Linked DNA regions of Homo sapiens: region 2 is linked to region 1. Evidence: chromatin contacts called from ENCODE Hi-C data. All regions are on one chromosome and are shown on one strand. Each heading gives the region's core, a stretch centred on a gene start or an enhancer-like site at or near the end of the contact. The rest is flanking DNA. Distances are from core to core; before and after follow the strand shown. Region 1 holds the start of COPS9 (COP9 signalosome subunit 9). Region 2 overlaps GPC1 (glypican 1).

Region 1 (4,060 bases), core at 413-2,912:
AGAAGTTGTTCCGAACCCTGGAGACGGGTGTGGGGACCACTGCAACGGGATCTTGCAGTGGGGGAGGGAGACCAGGCTCAGCTCCGAACAGCACAGGCAGTGGGGGTTTGCGGCTGAGGAGCAGGTGGGGTCGCGGGTGGCAAATGACTGGGAGGAACACAGTGCGGGACGGGATGCTGGCTCGGCCGACCCCGCAGGGCTTTCGCTGAAGACAGGTCTGGGCCATCAGACATCCTGGGGATGCTGGGGGACCAGGAACCCGATCCAATATCCAGGGTGGGGGGCTCTGGCTAAACCAACTTAGCAGGGCTCTCTGCGAAAACTGAACCTGACAATGCAGTGCACAGATGGGCCTGGGAGGAGGTTAGGAGGCCACCGAAGTCTGGCTGAGCAAGGAATCTTTGGCAAAGTCTAGTTCCAGGACCTGTTGCTCTCTCTCCTTCCCTCCCCTGTTCTTCCTCTCTCCCTCTCTTCCTCCAACCTTCTCCCTCCTCTTACCCCTTTCCTTCTCCTTTCCCTCGCATTTCTGTCACATTCTTTTTTGTTGTTTTTTTCATTACGGTAAAACTTCACAAATTGTTTCCATCTTAACCACATTTCAGTGACGTTAAGCACATTCACGAACTGTGCAGCCATCACCAGCAGCCTCTACAGATCCTTTTCATCTGTCAAGGCTGAAAATCTGTCCCCACTAAACACGAACTCCCCATTTCCCCTTCCCCAGACCCTGATAACCCCCTTCTACTTTCTGTCTCTATGACTTTGACTCCTCTAGGGGCCTCGGCTGAGTGGAATCATGCGGTGTTTGTCTTAGGACTGGCCCGTTTCCCTCGGCAGAGCGTCCTCAATGTTCCTGCGCGTGGCAGCAGGTGTCGGCATTCCCTTCCTTTTAAAGGCTGAGTAATGTTCCACAGTGTGCATGGCCCACATTTGCTTATGCACGTATCCATCGATGGGCAGGGACAGCGGGGGACGCTTCCCTTTTTCATTTATTATAAATAACGCTGCTGTGAACGTGGGGTAAAGACGCCCCTTGGAGCCTCGGCTTTTGGTCCTCTGGGCTTGTGCCCGGAAGGGGAGTGCTGGGCCACGTGGGTGTCCGTGTTTGATTTTCTGGGACCTGCCCCCCCCCGTCTCCCGCCCCGGCTGCCGCGTCTCACTCCCCGCCGCGGTGCGAGGGGCCCCGTGTGCCGCGCACCCTTCCACCCGTGTTTTGCTGTTTTTTTGACTCTGGGCGTCCCAGGGGTGCAGCGGCCGTGGGGCCCTGGTTTGCTTTCACCTCTTCATCTGCTCACTGGCCGCGAGTGTGTCTTCTTCAGACAAACGTCTGAAGGTCAAGCCCTGGGCTCCTGTGAACCCGGCCGTCTTTGCGGCAGAGTCTGAGGCTCCTTCTTTATTCTGGATCCGGCCTCTGGTCGGAGGCGTGCTCTGCAGGCACTGCTCCCATTGCTGGCAGCCTTTTCTCCCCGTGGCCGCCCGGCCGCCCATCAGAGGCGTTGCAGACGCCCGCCCTCGCCAGCGCAAAGACAAACGCCGGTGGCCGCGGACGCGCCGGCGGCCGGGAGCACCCCAGCGGGCGGGCACCACAGAGGCGCGGTCCTCCGGCGTCTAGATCTGCCATGTGGCGCGCGCCGGAAGCGGCTCTGAGGCCGGAAGTGAGCCTAGAGCGCCGCGGCCCCGAGATGAAGCCGGCGGTGGACGAGATGTTCCCCGAGGGCGCCGGGCCCTACGTGGACCTGGACGAGGTGGCACGGGCCCGGCGGGAGTCTCCGAGCGTGGGGAGCGGGGAAGGGGGAGCGGAAGGGCGGCGTCCTGGTGCGCGGGTCCCGGGGAGGGGAGGCCGGGCGGGTGGGCGATGGGCGCGGCTCCCAGGCTCCCTGCCCCGCGGAGAGCAAATCCCGGTTTCTCCGAGCACCTGGTGAAAGGCGGCGACCGACCGCGGCGGGAAGCGTGTGCCCTAGCCCGGGGGACCAGGAGGCGCAGCCTGAGGGTTGAGTGCCTGCTGGGTGCCCCCACGGCCCCCGGGAACACACCCGTGGTCAGAGGAGTTGCGTTTGCTGCTCTTCGATGGCTGCAGCACCCCATGGGGGCCCGCGGTGCGTCTCCATAACCTCGTGTGGGATTTGAGCTCGTGTTAGGGGATTTGGGGGAAGAAAGTGGGCTTTACTGTGCCTTGGAAGCGAGGATAATTCTCCGATTGGGCCTCTTAATCTTAACTAGAATGAGGGAAGACTGGAGCAGCCGTCATTCCTGTCGGAGCGGAAAAGGAGACATCTGGCATTTATGTGCTTTGCGTAGTGGCCTCGTTCTTCTTTTTAATTATACAGGATTATACAGTCGTCTTGGGGTTTTGTTGGTCTCTATTGTGTTCACAGAGTGACCTTGTCTGATGTGAGCGTTCTGAGATGGTTTATGGTCAGCAGGAGAGCACCACAGCCTAGCTCAGAGTGGCAGGCCAGCTCCTACATGTCAGGGCCTTATGTGCTCTTTCTCAAAGCTTAGGGGCTGCAGAGGTGGTCAGAGGCAGCCCTTGTGCTTGTGGAGGTAATAGCATGGCAGAGCGGCTGATTGCAAATACCAGGTGTCATAGAAAGCCGAAGGCGCACCGACGGATGGACCCTCAGGGCTTTGAGGGGGCTCAGCAAAGGTACAGCTGAGGAGTCGACTCTGTGGCCAAATGCTGGGGGACACATTGGTGTTTGCCAGGTAGTGGGGGATGAAGGCCCGGCAGGAGCAGAGCCCTGGGTTGGGGGATGCCGACTGGCTCACCAAGGGAAGGGAATGTTGTGTCGTTTAACATGGTTGAGCGTGCAGTGCCAGAGAGAGGGGAGACAGTGGGTAGGGACTCTCTCCCTACCCAGATCGTGAAACCATCTGGAACCATGCTAAAGAGGGTGGCTCTGTGCACCCCGCTCCCGAAGCACTTCCATTAAACCCAGGCTTCTCAGTCCTGTTTTACAGTCCTAGGCTTCACAGTCCTAGGCGATGTGGAGCCACCGGAGGGCTTTACAGTGGGGAGTGAGAGGCTCCGACTTGCTCTGTAGGGTGGCAGCATTTACGGGTGAGAGGGTAGAAAAATGAGAGCAGGGAGAACAGGAGAGTTGAAGAGGGTGTGAATGAGGCAGATGGAGGTAGGGACAAGCTTCAAGTGGTAGAATGCGCGTGGCTTACTGTGCTGATGGGGACAGGGAGGGTGGCTGAGAAGCCAGGGGAGGAGACTGAGTGTCCTGGCTTTTCTGAGAGTGTCTGAAAGGGAACAAGGGCATGCAGCTATGTGGGGATCAGGGCAGGTCTGAGCAAGCGGCCTTGTGAATGCTGGGGCCAGGGCAGCAGCAGGACCTGTGGCCAGCTGTCCAGGGTGCTGCTGTCAGAGGAATCTGCTCCCTCTGTCACCGGTTGACTCTAAACAGGACCCAAAATCCTGAGGGCTTCAGATTGCCCAGCTTGGGTTGTGACATGGTTTTTCCACTGCCGTGGAGTTGTGGCAGTGGACGGTCCATGATAGCAGCGGGGCACCAGAACCTCAGAGGCAGAGCAGGTCAGTTTCCTCGGGGAAGTGGTTTCATTCCCAGAAGAGAGAGGGAAGGGATCCTGAGTGGAGGCGATGGGCTCAATTTCGCATGTTTGTGGCCTCTGGCGATGTCCGGCGAGGGATCGGAAAGCTCTCCTTGAGGGGCACAGAGAAGTAGTGGTGCTTAGGTCAGTGGTAGGTTTCTTTTTTAAAGGCAGACAGGAATCAAGGAACAGAAGCCCTTGAGAGACCTTAAAAATCATTCCTTTGAATTCCTCCCCCTCCCCCCAATACACATTCCTGTGTCTGGAACTAAAATGTTGACTCCAACTTGAGCCTGTTTCCCCTCACCCATCTTCTTTTTTTGTGGGGGTAGTGGCCCTGCAATGCACTTATCACCTGTTCTTTCGGAAAACGCACCTGACATAACCTTGCCTTTCCATTCCCCAGGCGGGAGGCAGCACCGGGCTCTTGATGGACTTGGCAGCCAATGAAAAGGCCGTTCATGCAGACTTTTTTAACGGTAAGGATGCTTGGAATGGGATGCCA
Region 2 (4,060 bases), core at 1,561-4,060, 310 kb before region 1:
TCCGCCGCGCACTGCGACCCGAAACCGAGGGGCGTCGTAGGGACACCTCTGCCCCGGGTGGGAGGGTCCGCGCCCCAGGCCGGCTAAGGCTCCTGTCACCCGCGGCTGCTTGCGAGGGCGACAGGCGTGAAACCGGCCCCGGCGGCGGAACAAAGGCTCGGCGGCACCGGCGGCAGCGTCGCCGCCCTGGGGGTCCCGGGCGCCCCGATGCCAGTCGCCAGCCGCCGCGGCCAGGGACGAAGACGGCAAACCGCGCAGCCGGAGCGGGTGCGCAGGGGTCTGGACACGCAGCAGCGCCGGCGGCCCGGCGAGGAGGGGGCACTGGTGCAGTGGGCGCGGCGGGGAGGGAAGGGGGCGGGCGGGGAGAGGGGGCTGCGGCGGGCAGGCGAGGGGAGGGGGGCGCCGCGATTGGCGGGGAAGGGGCTTGTCGCAGCGGGTGCGGCAGGCACGGGGGTGGGGGAGGGGGCTCGAAGGGCTGCGACGGCCCGGGGAGGGGGATGGGCCTGGCGGAAGAGGAAGGGGGGCCCCGGGGCGGCGGCAGGCGATGCGGGAGCGGGGCGGGCGGAGGGAGCGGGGCGGGCGGAGGGAGCGGGGCGGGCGGAGGGAGCGGGGCGGGCGGAGGGAGCGGGGCGGGCGGAGGGAGCGGGGCGGGCGGTGGGAGCGGGGCGGGCGGTGGGAGCGGGGCGGGCGGTGGGAGCGGGGCGGGGACGCCGGGATGCGGCCCGGGAGGGGTAGGGGTAGGTGCAGCTGGGGCGACGGGTGGGGTGGGACTGGGGACGGGCCACGGACTCCCGACAGGAGGGGCGGAAAGGGGATGGGGCTGCGGCGGCCAAGCGGGGCAGGACGGAGCGGAGGATGGGACAGAGGCGGTGGGGACGAGGAGCGGGTGGAGATGGGGGTGGCGCGCCTGCGGATGCGGGTACGGTGGCGCTGCGGGAGAGGTCCTCGGGCCTGGCTTCCAGCGCGGCGGCGGACGCGGGACCCCCTTCGCAGCGGCGGCTCCAGCGGCTCCGGGCGGCGCGCGGGCTCTGGGTGCAGGTGCTCGGGCCGGGGAAAGGCGGCGGAGCGGGGCCGGGCGGAAGGGCTCGCAGGAGGCGAAAAGCCAGCGGGGGACGAGGGCGGGCTGCGGTCCGCCGGGCGCGCGGGAGACTCTGGCCGCAGCCACCCCGGGCAGCGCCGCAGCCGCACTGGCGCGCACGGCCGAGGGCGGTGGCTCCCGGCGCGGGGACGAGCGTCCTCCCGCAGCCCCCGCCCCGCCGCGCTCGGCACCGCCCCCGTCTCCCTGGAAACCGCAGGCGGCCGCCCCGGCCCCTCCGGCCAGGTCCCCGCCGCCCTGCGCCCGCCTTCCTGCCCGCCGCCGAGGCCGGGCCCCTCCCTCCCGCCTGCGGGTGCTGCTCCTGTTCTCCGCGGGCAGTCCGGGCCTCCTAGGCTCCCCACTGCAGCTAAGCGGGCCCAGGCCTTGGTGCAGGGGCTCCTGGGTCTCAGCAGGGCCGGCGCTCGGGGGAGCCGGGGCCCCTCCCCGGAGGGTAATGGGGGCGGGGTGTCGGGTTTCTCTCTGTGCTGAAGGTGGCAGCTGACCACCGCTGTCCTCACGCAAAGCTGCCATGGTCATTCCACATCCTCTACCTGCCCCCTCCAGCCCCCAGTCCAATGGCACCCGGGCCTTGACTCCAGACCCCCCTGCCCCTATATCCTGACCTGCTTTCCCTCTGACATACCAAACCCAACAGGCCACATCCTTCCACCAAGTCTCCCACCCAGGTGCCCCCAGCCTGGGAGGTCTATGCTGTGCGCCTCTGGCCCCTCCTTGGACACCAGAGGGACAGCCTCCCGCCAACACCCTCCCCTCCCTGCAGCCCAGGTCCTGCGTGGCTCCCACTGTCCCGGCCCAGCTCCCCACCTTCCCCAGGCCTGCTGACCCAGCCAGACAAAACCACCCACTCACACCAGTTCCCCTCTGGCCGCACTCCGGCCTCTCGGCCGGTCTGCAATGGGCACACTGAGAGCTGCTGGACAGACCACCAAGGCAGGCCACAACACCGGAGACCCCCAAAGACGGGGCTTTCACCAGGCAACTCATAAGACTGCTCTCTAAGCTGCCCAGATCCTGCTTGGGGAACCCCTGAGCAGGCCATCCTGCCGGCAGACGCCAGGTCTGGGCGGTGCCGGCCCTGGCATGGCACGACGGCAGGGGTCCATCAGATGGGAGCCTAGTCACAGCTCGGGCCAAGAAGCCGCGTGCCCTGTGCAGGCCTCCCCCCATGCCAGCCTGCTCCACTGTCTGAGGCTCATGCTGTGGCCTCAGACTGGGGATGAAAGGGGATTCAGAATTTGTGTCACGAACCTCCTGCCACACCCAGGACCCGGTGTCTTGGCTGTAAGGCAGAGCCCACTCTTCGAACCCAGGATGAGGTGCTCCCCAGAGGCCGTGCCCCCAGGCCTGGCTCAGCCTTTCTCCTCCTTGGCTTGGTGGAGCTGAAGAGGGCACTCACATCTCTATGCCCAACCCTGCCAGCAGGGTGGAAATTCAGGCAGGCTGTGGGAGGGTGGGGTTGTCCTCCTGGGGCTCTGCCCAGCTCTCCCATCTAGCTTCCCGTACACCCACTGCAGGGGCCACAGGCACCCAAGGAGGCCTGGAAGATGGACTGGCCCTCCCTGTCTGCTACACCCACAGGGGGCACGCTAGAAACGCAGAAGGGGACGCAGCAGCCACATTCCAGTCCACAAAGACGCCGCGCAGGCCCGTCCATCTGCCCCGTGAATGCCAACCAGGCAGAGACACACATACAGCTGAGGCTGGGCCGGATCCCAGAGCAAACCCTTGGGTGCCTCTGGAGGGAGCCCGCCAAGAGGGATGGCTCATAAACACTGGGGAAGGAACAGAAGGGGAGGGAGCAAAGGAACTCGGCCGCTCACCTCCGACCCAACCACTTCCCGAGAAGCCATCTCTGTGGTCATGGTGGTCCCAGGCCTGGCTCTCCCTGCGCCCACCCCCACCACCCAGTCACTCCACCCAGTCACCCCACCCAGCTGTGACCTGCCACTTCCCTCCATCTCACATGCTTTCCCCTCACCTCCCTCAGGAAGCCTCCCCAGCCTCTGGCCTCCAGTCCCAACAAGCCATGCTCCTTCCAGAGGGAACCTCTGCCAGGGGAGCCTCCACTTTCTTGCTCCTGCCTCCCTACCTGGCACCCAGGCCGGCCCTGGTACCCTGGTACTGAATAAAGGCACACGTCTAAATGATGTCGGGGGGAATCTGCCCAGTGTTGGCACTGGAGCGAACACGACCCACTGCCAGCATGGCCCACGAGCCACACCCCCCCAAGCCAGCACCTCCTCCCCAGAGGAAGCACGGGGCTCGACGGGGCACGCCCCTGAATGGGAGGTCACACATGGTGAGGGCTCCCTTGTTCCCAGAGGTCTAGCTGTCTCCCTGCTAAGATGCAGAGCTCACTATGGGCCTCGCAGGGGGTTAAGCCGAGTCATTTCATCTTCACAGCAGCTGTAGGTCCCGCTGACATAGCTGACACATAGAGAGCTAAAGTGACCTGTGCAAGGTCACAGGCTAGGAGTAGCAGCACGGGGCCCAGCACGAGGAACAGCCTTAGCATCCCCCGCCTCCCCAACCCTGCAGCCTGCCCTGACTCCAATCCCAGGGGAATTCCTGAGCTGCAGGCAAAGGCTGAAGCAGGAGCTGACAAGCCCTGCTGAGCCCAGAGAGGTCTGGGCGGTCCCAGGAGGGCGTCTCCCTAGGGCTTTGATGAGTTGGTGGCCGCCCAGGCACCTCTGCCTGCCTGCCCAGCATGGCAGGTGTGTGGGCTGGAGCTTCTGCCCAGCCCTGCCCCACAGCCACAATTAGGGGACGAGTGCAGATAAAGCACGGGGGCCAGTTACATCTGAATTTCAGATAAACAATGAATTGTTATTTTAGTACAGTATGAAAGTATTTGGCCCCAAAGAACTGGAAGCAGGAAAAGGAACAGCTCCTCATACACCCATGCTCACAGCATTATTCACCAGAGCCGGAAGGTAGAAACGATGTCTCTCCACAGTCGAATAG

The links. A loop is a pair of places that touch in the nucleus more often than their neighbours do. Pooled maps may share reads with other maps.
Region 2: a pooled map shows a loop between it and region 1 (2.9-fold over the local background). The contact joins the enhancer-like site here to the promoter of COPS9 in region 1. A Hi-C loop is called at or near these places in 1 of 168 maps with a recorded cell type or tissue (body of pancreas) and 3 of 50 pooled maps.

What each region holds. Positions count from the first base shown.
Region 1 is chr2:240,133,907-240,137,966 of GRCh38, reverse strand. COPS9 (COP9 signalosome subunit 9) reads left to right here and starts at 1,662. Exons shown (of 3, transcript NM_001163424.2): 1 at 1,662-1,745; 2 at 3,962-4,034. The coding sequence starts at 1,683. RefSeq lists enhancers at 1,141-1,250, 1,261-1,360 and a silencer at 1,801-1,850.
Region 2 is chr2:240,449,946-240,454,005 of GRCh38, reverse strand. All of the region lies in intron 1 of GPC1 (glypican 1), which reads right to left. It overlaps GPC1-AS1 (GPC1 antisense RNA 1), which reads left to right. Exons shown (of 3, transcript NR_161169.1): 2 at 3,084-3,395. Among named protein-coding and RNA genes, the nearest start is that of MIR149, 4.0 kb to the left of the region's middle. RefSeq lists a silencer at 1,201-1,250. Within about 2 kb of position 2,810, at least 4 of the 41 ENCODE cell types and tissues checked have a DNase peak (open chromatin) inside an H3K27ac peak, as active enhancers do.